Linked DNA regions of Homo sapiens: region 1 is linked to region 2. Evidence: read pairs that join two places in POLR2A ChIA-PET (ENCODE). Cell type or tissue: A673. All regions are shown on one strand. Region 1 holds the start of AMBRA1 (autophagy and beclin 1 regulator 1). Region 2 overlaps PHF21A (PHD finger protein 21A).

Region 1 (8,000 bases), 490 kb after region 2:
ACCAAATTTCTTGGCCTCAATTCAACTTAAGCCTCTGCCAATTATTTCCTGCAGAAACATAATAAAATATTCCTAAGATTGCTTCATGACACTCACAGCAATTTCCATTTGTTATTTAGCATTCATTAGGAGCCAATGAGATAGTCCTTATAACTCTAAATTCTACGCAGAACTTATCAATTCCCAGTGGACAATGTTGCTTTCTTCTCTACATTCTTTCCTCTGATATACATTCTCTTCTACCATAAAAACTTTTTCAAAAATGCACATTCTTAGCTTAACTTCCCAATCTAGATTCTCCATAAAGATAGTCTGGTGGCTCTTCATTAATCCCCTTCTGGGAGCACTGAGGTCGTGTAACTAGGAAATTGCTTATGATTAAGGGCCCTTCATTTAAATCTTGCTGACCTCACACAAAAAATTAAAGGAACAGTAATCTTTCCAAAACTCACATGAGAATACTAAAATAGTGGGAGAATGTGGCCTTGTACAGTTTCCACTCAAGGACTAGGAACTGAATCTCTGCACCCTTAAAACCACTCTCTTAGCCGGGCGCGGTGGCTCATACCTGTAATCCCAGCACTTTGGGAGGCCAAGGCAGGTGGATCACGAGGTCAGGGGTTTAAGACCAGCCTGGCCGAGATGGTAAAACACCATCTCTACTAAAAATACAATAAATTAGCTGGGCGTGGTGGCGACGCCTGTAATCCCAGCTACTCAGGAGGCTGAGGCAGAGAATTGCTTGAACCTGGGAGGCGGAGAAGTTTGCAGTGAGCCGAGATCGCACCACTGCACTCCAGCCTGGGGGACAAAGCAAGACTCCGTCTCAAAAAACACACACACAAAAAAACGCTCTCTTACTGATTCTACATACTTTGGAAACTTATCCAACCCAGAATGACCTCAAGACTGATTTTTTTTTTTTTTTTTTTTTGAGACGGAGTTTCGCTCTTGTTGCCTAGGCTGGAGTGCAACGGCGTGATCTCGGCTCACCGCAACCTCCGCCTCCCGAGTTCAAGTGATTCTCCTGCCTCAGCCTCCCAAGTAGCTGGGATTACAGGCATGCGCCACCACGCCCGGCTAATTTTGAATTTTTAGGTTTCTCCACGTTAGTCAGGCTGGTCTCGAATTTCCGACCTCAGGTGATCCACCTGCCTTGGCCTCCCAAAGTGCTGGGATTACAGGAGTGAGCCACTGCGCCCGACAGGCTGAATTTTTTTTTTTCCAAGAATGAAGTGACACAAATTAGGATCATGGTACTGAATCCGATGAAAATAACAGACTTAGTCCCCAGACTTTCCAAGCTGGGAAGGAAAAGGGAACCACAAAGGAGTTCCCAAAGCGTTAACCTTTCATTTAAATATCTCAATATTTGAATGATTTCTACACACAGCCTTTTTTAGCTTTTGTATGTGCAGTGACCAAACTACTAATCAAATACAACAAAACTGGGCGGGCGCGGTGGATGCCTGTAATTCCAGCACTTTGAGAGGCCGACGTGGACGAATCACTTGAGGCCAGGAGTTCAAGACCAGCCTGGCCAACATGATGAAACCCCGTCTTTACTACAAATACAAAAATTAGCCGAGTGTGGTGGCGCGCGCCGGTACTTCCAGCTACTCGGGAGTCTGAGGCAGGGGAATCGCTTGAACCCGGGAGGCAGAGGTTGCAGTGAGCCAAGATCGCGCCACTGCACTCCAGTTTGGGCGACAGAGCTAGCCTGTCTTAAAAAAAAAAAAGAAAAAAGAGAGACAGACTCCTTGGGTTTCCATTGGATACTCCCCAGAAAGCAGACCCTCACAGGACAAGCGTTTGCCTTCAAAGTCTTGACCATCCTCTACTAGACTCTAACCTCTAACCACAAACACCATAGTTATAAGATTTCCAAAGAGGCTGGGGAGAAGGAGGATAAATCAACCAGGAAACAATGTAGACAACAAGGTTATCAGGAAACAAAGTAGACAACAAGGTTATCAGGAAACAAAGTAGACAACAAGGTTATCAAGAAACAAAAAGAAACTGTCATTGCTACACTAGTTAAAATGATACAGACTTTGAAAAGCAAAACAGCCAAGAAACCACATGGTTCCTTTACTTCTGAAGCCTCTTGTGACAGGATCTATATTCCTAACAGTCTATATTCCTAGGAAAATTGGGATCACAGACGATCAAACAATAACTCACTGTTTTCATAACTTGACTGGTAAGTGGGGGGAAGGGAATTGGTAAACGACAAAAAGTGACTTACAGTGAATTTAATGATCTGTTGGGGATATGTGGGGAAGTCACGTCCCAGACATCAGCCTCAGTTTACCCACCCAGAAAAAGGCGAGAACATAACACTTCGCTCAGAAGAGCCAGAGGGCCTTGTTCCATAAGCCTCCACCTACTCAAAGGTCCCTTCAAAGGCTGGACTCAGTAGGGGTCCCCAGTGCAATTGAGGCATGACACCCGGAGACTTCGGGGTGGGGGGAAAAGGAGAAAGGAAGGAGGGTCAAAGTGCGCAAAGCTCTATCGGTTCCTGGAAAGCCATTTTCGCCACACACTGGGGGTGCCCTAGACCCAACATCTCCTCCCTAAAGAACCACACCGGGAAGCCCCAGCAACTCTCCCTCCTTTCGGCTTCTCCCTCGGTTCCGGGCTGCCCCTCCGGCCGCGCCCCTCAACGCAGTCCGGTAGCCCCTCCTCTGGCAGTGTCACGGCGGCCGGCCAGCCTGCCCACCCGCCGGCGCCAAGGTCTTCTCAACCCCGCGGCGGAAGGATGCCGGGCTGGGCCTCCCAGGCTCCTCCTGGGCCTACCTGCAAGGCAGACGGGAGCTCGGTTTGCAGTCCAGCGAACGGGCTGAGCCACAGGGAAAAAGAAAGAGGAGACAGGAATAAAGGAAGGGGTCCGTTCTACCGACCGGCAGGAGAAGGCGGCTTGAGCGCGGGGCCTCGCGGACAACTCAGCCCTCGACCCGGCGCCGCCGCCGCTCAGGAGACATCAAGCAAGAAGACGGCGCAAAAGATCACCGAATACAAGAACGCCCCAGACATCAAAGGAGGAACGCCCAAGCAATCGTTCAAGGAACCACAGCCGAGCGCCGAAAAACAGCTCAACTCCTACTCAAGGTCCGGCTCCTGTCTGAGGCGTAAATAAACAAACCCAGATCATAAGCCACGGGTTAAAAAAGAGCCTGCACTTCTGCCATTTTCTGTGGGTCGCCGGCTGTTAAAGTTCTTTAGAGAACTGGAGTTTCTCGTGAATGTGTTGAAGATCAAATCATAGCGCAATAACACTTGTTGTGTAACTATAGTCCCCCAACTGTTCTATGGACTCCCAACACTCTTTATCCCAATTGAGCAAATTAGTTAACCTCATTTGACCCTTAGTTTCCTAACAGAGCAGTGAGGGGAATTAAAAATCATAGAGACAGAAAACGAGAGAGAATTCAAGCTGAGGAACAAAATGAACAGTCTACGTAAAAGCTCCAGTTTAGTCCCCACAAAGCATGACCAAGAGAAGCTGGGAAAACCCAGAATTATGTAGCCTGACCTTAAGGCAGGGGGAAAAAAAGCACACGGATTGCTTTTCTCTTTTATTTTCTTCCAAAGGCCTAGAGCCACAGGTGTGCTTCTTACATAATAAGCAAAAGTCTCTTTGGGTTCAGAACCTGATAAAGTGTTGACATTTTCATCACCACAACAATGGCTTTTTTCTGTAGTCTCTTAGTTGATAAATGAATATGCTCAGCACAAATATGGATTAATATGTACATCCTAGATGTGATTCAATAAATCACAAAGATCACTGCAAGTATGGTTACCAATTGTGAGCAATCATAGTCTACCTTACCTGCTCCTAGGGAGGTTTACACCCTTCCCCACTACTCAGAGAGGAAGGGTGTAAAAAGGAAACAAGATAGTCCCAGTTTGTCGGGCGCAGCGGCTCACGTCCATAATTCCAGCACTTTAGGAGACGAGGCTGGTGGATTGCTTTGAGCCCTGGAGTTCAAGACCAGCCTGGGCAACATGGTGAGACTCCAGTCTCTATAAAAAAAAAATAAATAAATACAAAAAGTTAGCCGGGCCTGGTGGCTCCCGCCTGTAGGCCCAGCTACTCGGGAAGCTAAGATGAAAGGATATCCTGAGCCCGGGAGGTGGAGGCTGCGATGAGCCATGATCACACCATTGCACTCCAGCCTGATCTATGGAGCAAGACCCTATCTTAAATTTTTTTTTTTTTAAATGCCGGGCGCAGTGGCTCACGCCTGTAAGCCCAGGACTTTGGGAGGCCGAGGCAGGTGGATCACGAGGTCAGGAGTTTGAGACCAGCCTGGTCAAGATGGTGAAACCCCGTCTCTACTAAAAATACAAAAATTAGCCGGTCGTGGTGGCGGGTGCCTGTTATCCCAGCTTTTCGGGAGGCTGAGGCAGGAGAATCGCTTGAACCCAGGAGGCGGAGGTTGCAGTGAGCAGAGATCGTGCCACTGCACTCCAGCCTGGGCGACACAGCAAGACTCCGTCTAAAAAAAAAAAAAAAAAAAAAAAAAAAAAAAAAAAAAAAAAAAAAAAAGTCCCAGCCTTTGAAGACTTTAATTAAACTCAAAGAGCACATCCTTACAGTATTAGCCTTTTTTAAATAATGTATTGGCACTTTACAAAAATCTCCTCTAAGTCTTTGAAAATACTGCCCAGGCCGGGCGCGGTGGCTCACGCCTGTAATCCCAGCACTTTGGGAGGCCGAGGCGGGCGGTTCATGAGGTCAGGAGATTGAGACCATCCTGGCTAATGCGGTGAACCCCGTCTCTACTAAAAATACAAAAAATTAGCCAAGCGTGGTGGCAGGAGCCTGTAGTCCCAGCTACTCGGGACTACAAAAAAAAAAAAAAAGAAAGAAAGAAAACTCTCCTTCTTGGAGAGGCTTGTGGAGCATAGCTATAGCCCTCATTCAAATTTTACTCAGATAACTACATTGTTTTTGTTTCTTTGTTTTTTGAGACGGACTCTCGCTCTGTCGCCCAGGCTGGAGTGCAGTGGAGCGATCTTGGCTCACTGCAACCTCTGGCTCCTGTGTTCACGCCATTCTCCCGCCTCAGCCTCCCGAGTAGCTGGGACTACATGCGCCCGCCACCACGCCCGGCTTTTTTTTTTTTTGAGGATTCTCGCTCTGTCACCCAGGCTGGAGTGCAGTGGCATGATCTCGACTCACTGCAAGCTCCGCCTCCCGGGTTCACGCCATTCTCCCGCCTCAGCCTCCCGAGTAGCTGGGACTACAGGCGTCCGCCACCACGCCCAGTTAATTTTTTGTATTTTTAGTAGGGATGGGGTTTCACCGTGGTCTCGATCTTCTGACCTTGTGATCCGCCCGCCTCGGCCTCCCAAAGTGCTGGGATTACAGGGGTGAGCCACTGCGCCCGGCCACGCCCGGCTAATTTTTTTGTATTTTTAGTAGAGACGGGGTTTCACCGTGTTAGCCAGGATGGTCTCGATCTCCTGACCTCGTGATCCACCCACCTCGGCTTCCCGAAGTCCTGGGATTACAGGCTTGAGCCACTGCGCCCGGCCAACTACATTGTTTTGAAACCTTGATTGCAGTAAAAAAAACTAATTTCACTGCTCTAGACATTTTCCTTTTTTCAAAAGCTGGAGACTTTTGAGTAAAACACCTGAAAGTTCGGCAAAGATTTATCTAAAATCATCATCTGAAAATGAAAATATTTGCAACGCTGAGTCTAGACTGCTTTGTGAGACCATGGAAAGGGTGGCTTATTCTATGGGCAGAGTTGCACCTTTACAGATAAATTTCCTTTAGAGAACTGTTCTTTTCAAATATGTATGTATATATATGGATTTAAGCTTCAGTTTGACAGCAAACTACTGCATGTTCTTATGGAAATGTTTATTTAGACTGAAGAGTGGATCACAAGAGATCAGGAGTTGAAACCATCAACCTTGCGGGAATCTCCTCACACTAGAGGAAAAACTGTAAAAAAGAAACAAGGCCAGCAGAAGTGAAGATCATCCTGGGCTGTACCCCTGATGTTCCTCATATTGATGTTAAGACTCAAGAACTCATTATGGTGTTTACTGTTGATCACTGAATTCTGGTAGGACTCTCCTCATGGAGCCACTCCCCTGAGGTAGGATGGTGCTTCCCTGAAGTAGGATAACCAGTCTTAGTTTTGCCCAGGACTGAGGAGTTTCCCTGAACATGGGACTTTGAGTGTTAAAACTGTGACAGCCATGGGAAATCTGGGACAGTTCACTCTTAAGCATGGACCTTGCCCCTGTCAATCACATGGAAAAAACTTTGGAAAGACTAAACCAACAAGAGGTCAGGTGTGGCAGCTCACACCTGTACTCTCAGCACTTTGGAAGTCCAGGGCGGGAGGATAGGTTAAGTCCAGGAGTTTGAGACCAGCCTGGGCAACATAGTGAGAACCTGTCTCTAAAAAACAAAAAAATTTTTTTAATTAGCAGGGAGTGGTGGCATACACTGGCAATCCCAGATGTTCAGGAGGCTGGGGCAGGAGGCTCACCTGAGCCCAGGAGGTCGAGTCTGCAGTGTGTCATGATCACACCACTGTACTCCAGTCTGGGCAACAGAGACAGTGAAACCCTGCCTCAAAAAAAAAAAAAAAAAAAAAAGAGGATGAGGATGGGACACACTTGCCTAGGAGACTTGCCTGGAATGAAGGGTGAAGGAGGGAGGGGAGAGAACAGGGAATTGGAGACTGTTCCTTATCTTGGCTCTGGGTTCTGAGAAACATGCCTCTACCACACACTCGGTGGTAGAAATCAGGTTTGACCCTAGCGTGAGATAATTCTGTAATGGTACCGTGAGTCATCTTACTAGGAAGTGCAGGAAGACCAGTCAGGCCTTGAACAGCTGAAATGGTAAGCCAGTTGTCAATTCTGCCATTGCAATTCTGTTCTGTTCTTTTCTAGCCGGTTCTTTTTGTGCTGTGGGGTAATGTATACACTTGATGATGGAATGGTAAAGGTAGTAGTATAGTGACGTAGGAGCAGCCCAGGGAAGGAGAGAGAGCCCAGAACAGCAGGGAACTGCTAGCCGTAGAATGATAGAAGGCTCTCCCTTCTTTGGAATTATTTCTATAAGATAAATCTCCAGTGATGAAATTTATCAATAGATCAAAATGTATGAATATTTTAAGGCTCTAGAATGACAAAGAAATCAGCCCATCTGTAAAAGACAGCATAAAGATTAGAGAAAGTTAACATGTCAACAGAATAATAGATCCTTAATGTTTTGCTGGGCAAACAGGGAGGCCCCTTTTTGAAATTTGCTAATTTATGATTTCAAAGTCTAATCTCCTTTCTCCTGTTCAGTATCCAGAGATCTAATTTCTTCTACTTTACAATCACAAGAGGCCTTCAGTTGTAGTCATTTTTTTTTCTCTTTTTTTTTTTTTGGAGTTTTGCTCTTGTTGCTGGAGTTGCAATGACAGGATCTCAGCTCACTGCAATCTCTGCCTCCCAGGTTTAAGTGATTCTCCTGCCTCAGCCTCCCTAGTAACTGGGATGACAGGCGCCCGCCACCATGCCCAGCTAATTTTTGTACTTTTAGTAGAGACGGGGTTTCACCATGTTGGCCAGGATGGTCTCGATCTCTTGACCTTGTGATCTGCCTACCTCGGCCTCCCAAAGTGCTGGGATTACAGGCGTGAGCCACTGTGCCCAGCCTGTAGTCATGTTAAAAAAAAAGTTTAGGCTGGGCACGGTACTTTATGCCTGTAATCCCTATAATCTCAGAGCGCTTCGAGAGGCCAAGGCAGGAGGATTGCTTGAGGCCAGGAATTCAAGACCAGCCTGAGCAACATAGTCAGACCCTGTCTGTACCAAAAAAAAATTAGCCAGGCATGGTAGTGTACACTTCTAGTCCTAGCTACTTGGGAGGCTGAGGTGGGAGGATCACTTGAGCCCAAGAGTTCAAGGCTGTAATAAGCTACAATCACACCACTGCACTCCAGCCTGGGTGACAGAGTGAGACCCTGTCT
Region 2 (8,000 bases):
GCAATTCCCAATGTTTATCTCTAGCACATATCCTTCCCCTGAATTCCAAACTCATATACCCAACTGCCCACTCAACACTGGTCAAATAGGTATCTCAAGCTCAACACATCCAAAACTAAACTCCTGACTACCTCTCCCCTAACTTCCTCCTCAGAGTCATTCCCATCTCAGTAAATGGTAACTCCACCCCCTCAGAAGAAAAAATCCTAAAAGTCATCTTAAGACTCTTCTTTTACCACACTCCACATCTACTCCGACAGCCAACCATGTGCCTCTACCTTCAAAATATATCCACCATGACCCCCTTGCCTCAACTCTCCTACCACCTCCCTGGTCCAAGTCACCTTCACCTTTCACCTAGATAATTGCAACAGCCTCCTAACTGGCCTCCCCAATTCTACCCTAGCCCCGCTAAGGTATATTCTCTCGCAAGCCAGAGTAAGCTTTTCAAAATCCAAGACAGATCTTGTTACTCCTCTGCTCAAAACCCTCCAGTGGCTTCCCATCATACTCCGAGAAAAGATGAAGTTCCTTTCAATGGCCCACAGGCACTGAGTGATTTGGGCCTCTGCCACTCGAAGCCGTCCCATCTCCCTATCGCTCAATCCTTTCCAGCAACACTGGCCTCTTTTCCGTACTTCAGACCCTCCAGGCAAGTTCCCTTCTTGGGGCTCTGGAACACTCTTTTCCTCCAAATATCTTCATGGCTCACTCCCTCAAATTATTGAGGAAATCTACAGCAGTTTCAGGAGCAAAAGAATACTAAAATAAAGACTAAAACTATAATCAGAATTGTTCCGCTCCCCAACTTTTACTTATGCTCTTCCTTATAACAAGAATAATACCTTTTTACCCTCTCTCTAACTATCCAAATCTCACCCACACACTAGGGTCCAGATAAAGACTCACTGATTAACAGAGATCTGCTCAAACCATCCTAATTCCCAATTCTTCCTTTGTTTAAACTCCTAAAGTGTTTATCCTCTTTCTCATTCATTTTCAAGTTTAACCACACACTGCCTCACATTTTAATCTGACCTATATGACATCTCCCTAACTAGAACACACACACACACATACACAAAAGAATAGAATACCTTGTACAAGTAGTTCTCAATCCTAGATCAGGATAACACATAAAACTTCAAAAAATACAGGTTCACAGGCCCTACCCTTAAAGATATTGAATATATTATGTCTTATTTAGAACCCATAGATCTGTATTTAAGTTCCCCCAAAAGATTCTAATAGGGAGCCAGGATTAGAAACCACTGCCTGCCTTACAGTACTCTATTTCCTTCAGTACCTAGGAAAGTAGGCCTTCAAACAGCCTAAAACTAGAATGGACACCTCAGAGGGCAGATCCATACCTTCATTTCATGGAGGAACAGAGGTCCAAGAAGTCCAGATGACTAGCTAAAATCTACAAAGATTTAGACTGTACATAAATAAATGGAAGTAATAAAAATCCACAATTCACAGATGGGTGTAGTAAACACTGATTATCTATTACTTGACCAGTGGTTGTAGTGTCTAAGTTCTAAAACAGTGCATATTAACTTCTATATGCTTGAAAAATGTGAGCCACACTAGCTAATAAAAGACTTTGAGGCCAGAGGGTAATTACAGGAAGGCTTTTAAGTAGAATAAAAAACAAAACAATTTTTCTAAGTCTTCTTACAATATAAACAAAAACTGTTAGAACCATTTTTTATGGTTGAGAAGAAATAGCAGAAATAAATAGAAAGAAGAAATCTTGCTTCCTCACTCTATAAAGTACAAAAATCCTTATTCACAAGCTTCCATAGCTCTCACGAAGCTGTTTTCTGAGTCTAATGATCATAACGAAAACTTCTTAATTATAGATCAGACTTAGTAAATCACTCCTTATCCCAAGACAACTCAAACTCTATCTTAATAATCAGTTAACCTCAGGACTAAAACTCTTGTCATTAACAACAAAAAAACAACTCAGGTATCTATAAGGCATTATAAAAGAGTTTGAGCTTATTTTGGTGTACAGGGATTTAAGGAAGTGCCTCCTATTAACACTAATGGGAGTTCTGGGTGTAAACCATAAGCACCAAGGAGGAGGATCAACGCCCAGCACTGCATCTGTGAGAACCCTTTCTATTGCACTAACTGTAACTACTGGGAGTTGTTCGCTCAGAAATGGGATAATAGACCCAAATTCCTATGTCTCTAAAGCACAAGATAATTCAAATAAAAGTCACTAAGAAAGGTCAATGCTAGATACCAGATTTTAAAAATAAACAAGAAGAAGTTAAACTAAAAGAACAACACATTAAGAAAATTTTATAAAATAGCATCAACATACACAGAAGAAATTAGTGAATTGCTAGAGAAAAATATCTCACACAAAAATAAATTCAACAAGATTAAAACAACCAAATTTTAAAAAATTAAAGCACAGTAAACCCAACTATAGCCAGAAGCTTATCCAGAGAAACACATGCACACAAAACAAAACTCAACTCCTCCCTGATGGAGCCCTCAGTATACTACAGTCCTTGCTTTAAACACAGAAGAAAACTCCTGCTGCATCGATAGCCAAGAATAATCAGAGTACTTCCAGATAAATGGACAGTGATCACAAGCTGCCGAGGATGAGCAAAACTAACTAAATAAAAATTATAGCACCTTATTGTGTTCCATCCTGCCTCACTTCTCAATATAGCACTGCTGTACTCACTAGGCTGGAAAATGAGCAGGTGCCTTTCAGGCTATAGAAAAATTAGACACACACACACACACACACACACACACACACACACACACCCTAAACACAAACACAAACACAAAGGGAATGATACTCTTTCACTTGAAGGGGCTTAAAAAATGCAAGGCTTTGCTGCAGGCCTAGAAAACTCAGAGTAGGCCTTACCGAAGAAGTGAGAAAAAAGCCAAGCTTTATTCCAAATCCACATTTCAAGCACTAAAAGAATTAACATTTATTTCAGTTAAAAGGTTTTGGCAACAATCCATTTTTTAAAAAGGAAAGAGAAATTAAGATTTTCCCTGTTTCCAGCCTGAAAGAAAATTAGAATCTCTTCTCTCTGACTATACAGGTTTAGCTCCACAACACAAATAAAAAAGAACCCTGACTTTAGGCCTAAAAACTAAAAATGGTTCCATACAATTTACATTTTTTAAAAAATCTTTGTAGTCCAACATATTGATCCTTTCTCACCACTGCTATCCTTAATGAACATTTATCTTTTTATCAGTACTTTGAAATGTCAATGAGAAGTGGAAACAGCTACAATACACTGGGAATTTTAACTTTTGAAACAAAAACCACAAAGAAACAGGAGTCTGAAACATGCCTCAATCACGCTGATAAGTAAGTAGTCCTAAAACTTGAAAGTGAAAGCAATACAGACCTCAAAAAGAAGTTGTTTGCTTGATATTAATGCTAGCCTTTAAGACCAAAAATATGTTATGTTACAGAAGACTGAAATCAGGGCTTCCATTAACCTTGTTTAAAAAAAAAAAAATCCCATGAGCATGGACTTTTTTCCTAAGTCTCTTCATCAGAGCAGCATGGGGTCCCATTAGGCACCCTATTTTACTTCCACCTTATAAATAACGTTAGCTATTTGCTATTTCCATGGAAACCAAGTAGAGAGAAACCCACTTAAATGAATACCGGTTAAAAGAATAAGTTTTATTTTAGAAAGGTTTTGCTGCTATAGGCGAACTCTTCTGGGGAATACCACAAAGTCTTCTTAAGTATAATTTTTAAAATATATATCTTTGGTGTAGAGGGAACTTATTAAAGGTCCTGTTAAGTAAGTATACTCCTTGCACTAAATGATAGATGCCAAATAACATCATAACATTAAAGACACATTTTCAATGCACAGGGGTTTACATGCACAACTTTCACTGACTATGCTTCCCCATGCATTGAGATGGAATAATTACACCTGTGGGTCTAATTTAAACTAATGCAACCAAATAAATTCAGAAATAAGTCTACCATTACCTTGTAGTGACTCCTAATGAACACGCCCCACAACTGCAGACATATGTACAACTTACAGTGCAAAGAAGAGCAAACAAGGGAGCACATAGCAAGTTTCTAACCACTGTTACCACGTCTAAAGATAGCAGGTAGTCAAAAGTCCCTCCTTGACAAACCATTTTATAAGTGAAACAAGCATTCCTTAACCAATACACACATTTGGGTTAAATAGAAATAGAATATGCACAAGAAGGAAGTGCGGAACAAGACTTGTGACCTGCAACTTTAAGCTGACTTATATATTGTCCTGCTTATGCTAAGAAATGGTGGTCCATACAACCATCACAGACAGGAAAGTGTACATAAAATAAAATGCAACTCCTAAGAACACAAGCTCAAAACTAATAATCTCAGAACTTCTAAAAGCAGGAGTAAGAAAAGCTAAAATCTGTCCAGCAGGCATCGTTCTTCACTAAGTTAGTGGTGGCTCAGACATCTTCAGTAAGTTAAAAGACAAATGAAAATATTATCCTAAAAGGGATTACCAGTATTAAACTAACAATGTATGAAAAGAACATTCTCATACACATTTTTCCTTTGAGTATACCAATGTATCTAACTGTAGTGCATGTTTTGAAAACACAAAGTTACTTTCCTGTTATGTTTTACACACTATAAATAAAGATTGGCAAAATGCTGGTAATTGTTAGTTAGGGAATAGGTACGTGGGGTTATATTATTCACTCTATTTTTATAAATGTTTTTAAATTTCCATAAGAAGAAGTTATTTAAAATCCTATAAAGGCTCTTGTCTCAAATGTTTTTCTCTAAGTATAATTAAATAATAGATGAAATGCCTGGTATAGATCTTAGAAGCTACTGAACTGATTGACTGATTGAGACAGTGTCTCGCTTTGTTGCCCAGGCTGGAGTGCAGTGGCATGGCACAATCACAGCCTCGCAGCCTCGACCTACCAGGCTTAATCAATCCACCCAACTCAGCCTCCCTAATAGCTGGGACTACAGGCACATGCCACCACACTCGGCTAATTTTTGTATTTTTTGTAGAAACAGGGTTTCACCATGTTGCCCGTGCTGGTCTCCCTCTTTTTTTTTTTTTTTTTAAATACGGAGTCTCGCTCTGTCGCCAGGCTGGAAGCAGTGGCGCAATCTCGGCTCACTACAACCTCTGACTCCTGTGTTCAAGCGATTCTCCTGCCTCAGCCTCCTGAGTAGCGGGGATTACAGGCATGTGCCACCACGCCCAGCTAATTTTTGTATTTTTAGTAGAGACAGGGTTTCATCATGTTGGCCAGGATGGTCTCAAACTCCTGACCTTGTGATCCACCCGCCTCGGCCTCCCAAAGTGCTGGGATTACAGGCGCGAGCCACCACGCCTGTCCCTGTGCTGGTATCAAACTCCTGAGCTCAAGTGATACACCAGCCTCGGCCTCCCACAGTGCTGGGATTACAGGCATGAGCCACTACACCTAACCAGGAGCTACTGATTTTAAATCCAGCAGAGACATTAACTCAACATGTAACCATAATTAATTTCCAAGTTTTATTTTTCTTACCAAACAATTATGTTAACAATTTAAAACCACTAGGAGAAATCTAAAAAGGAAAGGGTCTGCTACTTTGCAACTATCAACCAATGACATGTAAAAGATCAATATATAATAAGGCATCAGTGGTATTCTGTATTTACAAATCAAGGAAAGAAAGCCTAGTCTTCTCAATTAATAAATCAAAATATTTTAGCAATTCACAACACCAAAATTTCCATTTTTTAATTCTCCAATTAGGTCCATGAGACTAGAGAGCAGTCTAATAAATTAATGCTTATTTTAGTTAAGTAACATGCCTGCCTCTTCCTCAACTTTGCCTCTATCTCACCCCAACCAGAAAATACAGCAATTTCTGAGGTAAAAAGGTATTTTTCTATTCTCTCTCTTAGTCCAGATATAAAGTATTTTACAAATATTCAGTTACTGTGCAAGTGATTTTAAGCTATCCATTCTCCAAATTCCAGCTGAGGGCCCAAAGTAGGGGGTATCCCCACAAACTGTTAAAGCTTAAGGTTTTGATAATAGCTCAGTATCTCCCTGTTTAAAAACTAATAATTACAACAGTGTTTTGTTTTTAAGAGAAATAGAAATAAAACAGTGGTGGCTTGAAGGGAAGGATGAATAACAGGCAGGGGACGGAAAGAGACCATCAAGAGGGTAAGCAGAGAAGCAGGAGAGGAAAGGCAACACAGGGAGTCTGGGCAATCACCGGCGGCATCTCTACACAGGAGCACCACCGGCTGGACAGGGTCCTGCAGAGCTGAAATGGGACTGCACCCCCGTCACATACAGCACCACTTTTTACAAATTAAGCAGGGACAAACTGATTTTCAAAATTGTATAATTCTTTAACTCAACCCCCAAACGCTTGTAGAATCTCTTTCTAACACATATTTATCAAAATGAAATATACTTCTAAAGTTTCCACAATTCCATTCAACCAACGGAAACAACTTTTACAGATTCTGCAAAGAGCTAAAGTAAAGAAAACTTAATACTATATATTTGCTATGCTAATTTTAAAACTATAATGCTTTACCTACTGGTCACTCTATTGCAAAGTAAGATTACAATTATTTAATTGAAAGATAACTATACAACCCATTATAAAATTGCTTAGTTTTAAAAATATTTGTCGAGCCAAAGTACACCACTTTATTTTTTAAAAAACTCGTTGGAATTTCTCCTCAGAAATGAGATACAATGTTTTAGGAACAGGGACAAAATAAAATATACACCAATTCACCTATAGTAAACACACCTATTCACCTACTAGACCTTTATCAAATGGTACAGCTGGGTTAGTGAGAACAAAAAGTTAATAGGAGCCATTATGCTACTTTAACTTAAATTCTTGCTAAGGGTAACATATACCATATTCAGAATGTTTTGGTAAGCTATTACAAATACATTTGTTGAATCACAGAAAAAAACATATCAAGGATCAAAGACCAAAAACGTTCAGATCCTGATCAGTAGTGAATGAACAAAGTTAATTATATTTTACACTTAATGATCTTTCCCCTTACCTCATTTACTGGTTTCACTTATAAGATAGAGACATTCGTAAGACAGATACATATATACATTCTAATGGATATATTAACTCAATTATTTACCCCAAAACTCCTCAAATCTGAGGAGATCATTGTACCTTTTCTCATAATCAACTTGTTCTCAGGCTCAGTTTCTAGGCTCAACATAGGTAGCTTATGACAATTAAATATAGAAAGAAAATAACAACTACCATAAGAAAACATCAGGCACCAAATGAGAGGAAATTTCACAAAGGCAAAATGCCCAAAATCAGAAAGCAAATAAACTGTGCCCATCATTATTAGAAAGCATTTGTATGCCACTTTTATATCTCTGGGGTTCTACAATTGTTTCCACTAGTTGTTACACCCAAGCATGAGTTCTCAAGGGTTAAATACACATAATTTGCCAGACCCAATGGACTGACCAGCTGATGAGTATTTAAGACTTGAGAGTTACAATGCCTAGTCTACTACTGACTTGATTCTAAGAGACCTACTATAAACTGCATCAATATCTTGGTGCTGGTCTCACCAGCTGTTGAGAAAAAAAAAGAAAAGCTTATATCACTATGGGTTTTAATAAACATTAAATCCCCTAAAATATTTAGCAGGCTCTGTTAAAACTGACATATTCCCATGTATTTTCTATTTTTCCCAGAGGTATTCACAAATAAGAACTCATTAGATAACACTTTTATCATCTATACTCTTTCTCACCACGCATTTCAAGGGAGAAAAAAAACCTCTCCAGCTAAATTGTTCCAAATTTACTCTTTTCCCATGAACTTTTAGTGGGACTGTAATAATAACAATAATAATGATAAGAGCAGCTATCATGATTGAGTGTCTCAAGATTTCCTCATTTTATTGTCACATGAACCCTAGGAGGCTGGTATTACCATC

Evidence for each region. Peaks named below come from ENCODE experiments on the same cell type or tissue, not always from the same donor. Only the 100,000 strongest peaks of a DNase experiment are listed, where the experiment ranks them.
Region 1: POLR2A ChIA-PET joins it to region 2 with 10 read pairs; 2 of 35 experiments call an interaction of 5 or more read pairs at or near these places.

Annotation. Positions count from the first base shown.
Region 1 is chr11:46,591,029-46,599,028 of GRCh38, forward strand. It overlaps AMBRA1 (autophagy and beclin 1 regulator 1), which reads right to left and starts at 2,995. Exons shown (of 18, transcript NM_001387011.1): 1 at 2,800-2,995. RefSeq lists enhancers at 2,747-3,247, 2,750-3,179. In A673, no CTCF peak of the experiment used is centred here; DNase peaks (open chromatin) are centred at 83, 193 and 3,063; H3K4me3 peaks cover 3,194 bases; H3K27ac peaks cover 3,023 bases.
Region 2 is chr11:46,096,765-46,104,764 of GRCh38, forward strand. All of the region lies in intron 1 of PHF21A (PHD finger protein 21A), which reads right to left. Among named protein-coding and RNA genes, the nearest start is that of PHF21A, 21 kb to the right of the region's middle. In A673, no CTCF peak of the experiment used is centred here; a DNase peak (open chromatin) is centred at 3,557; H3K4me3 peaks cover 1,301 bases; H3K27ac peaks cover 2,362 bases.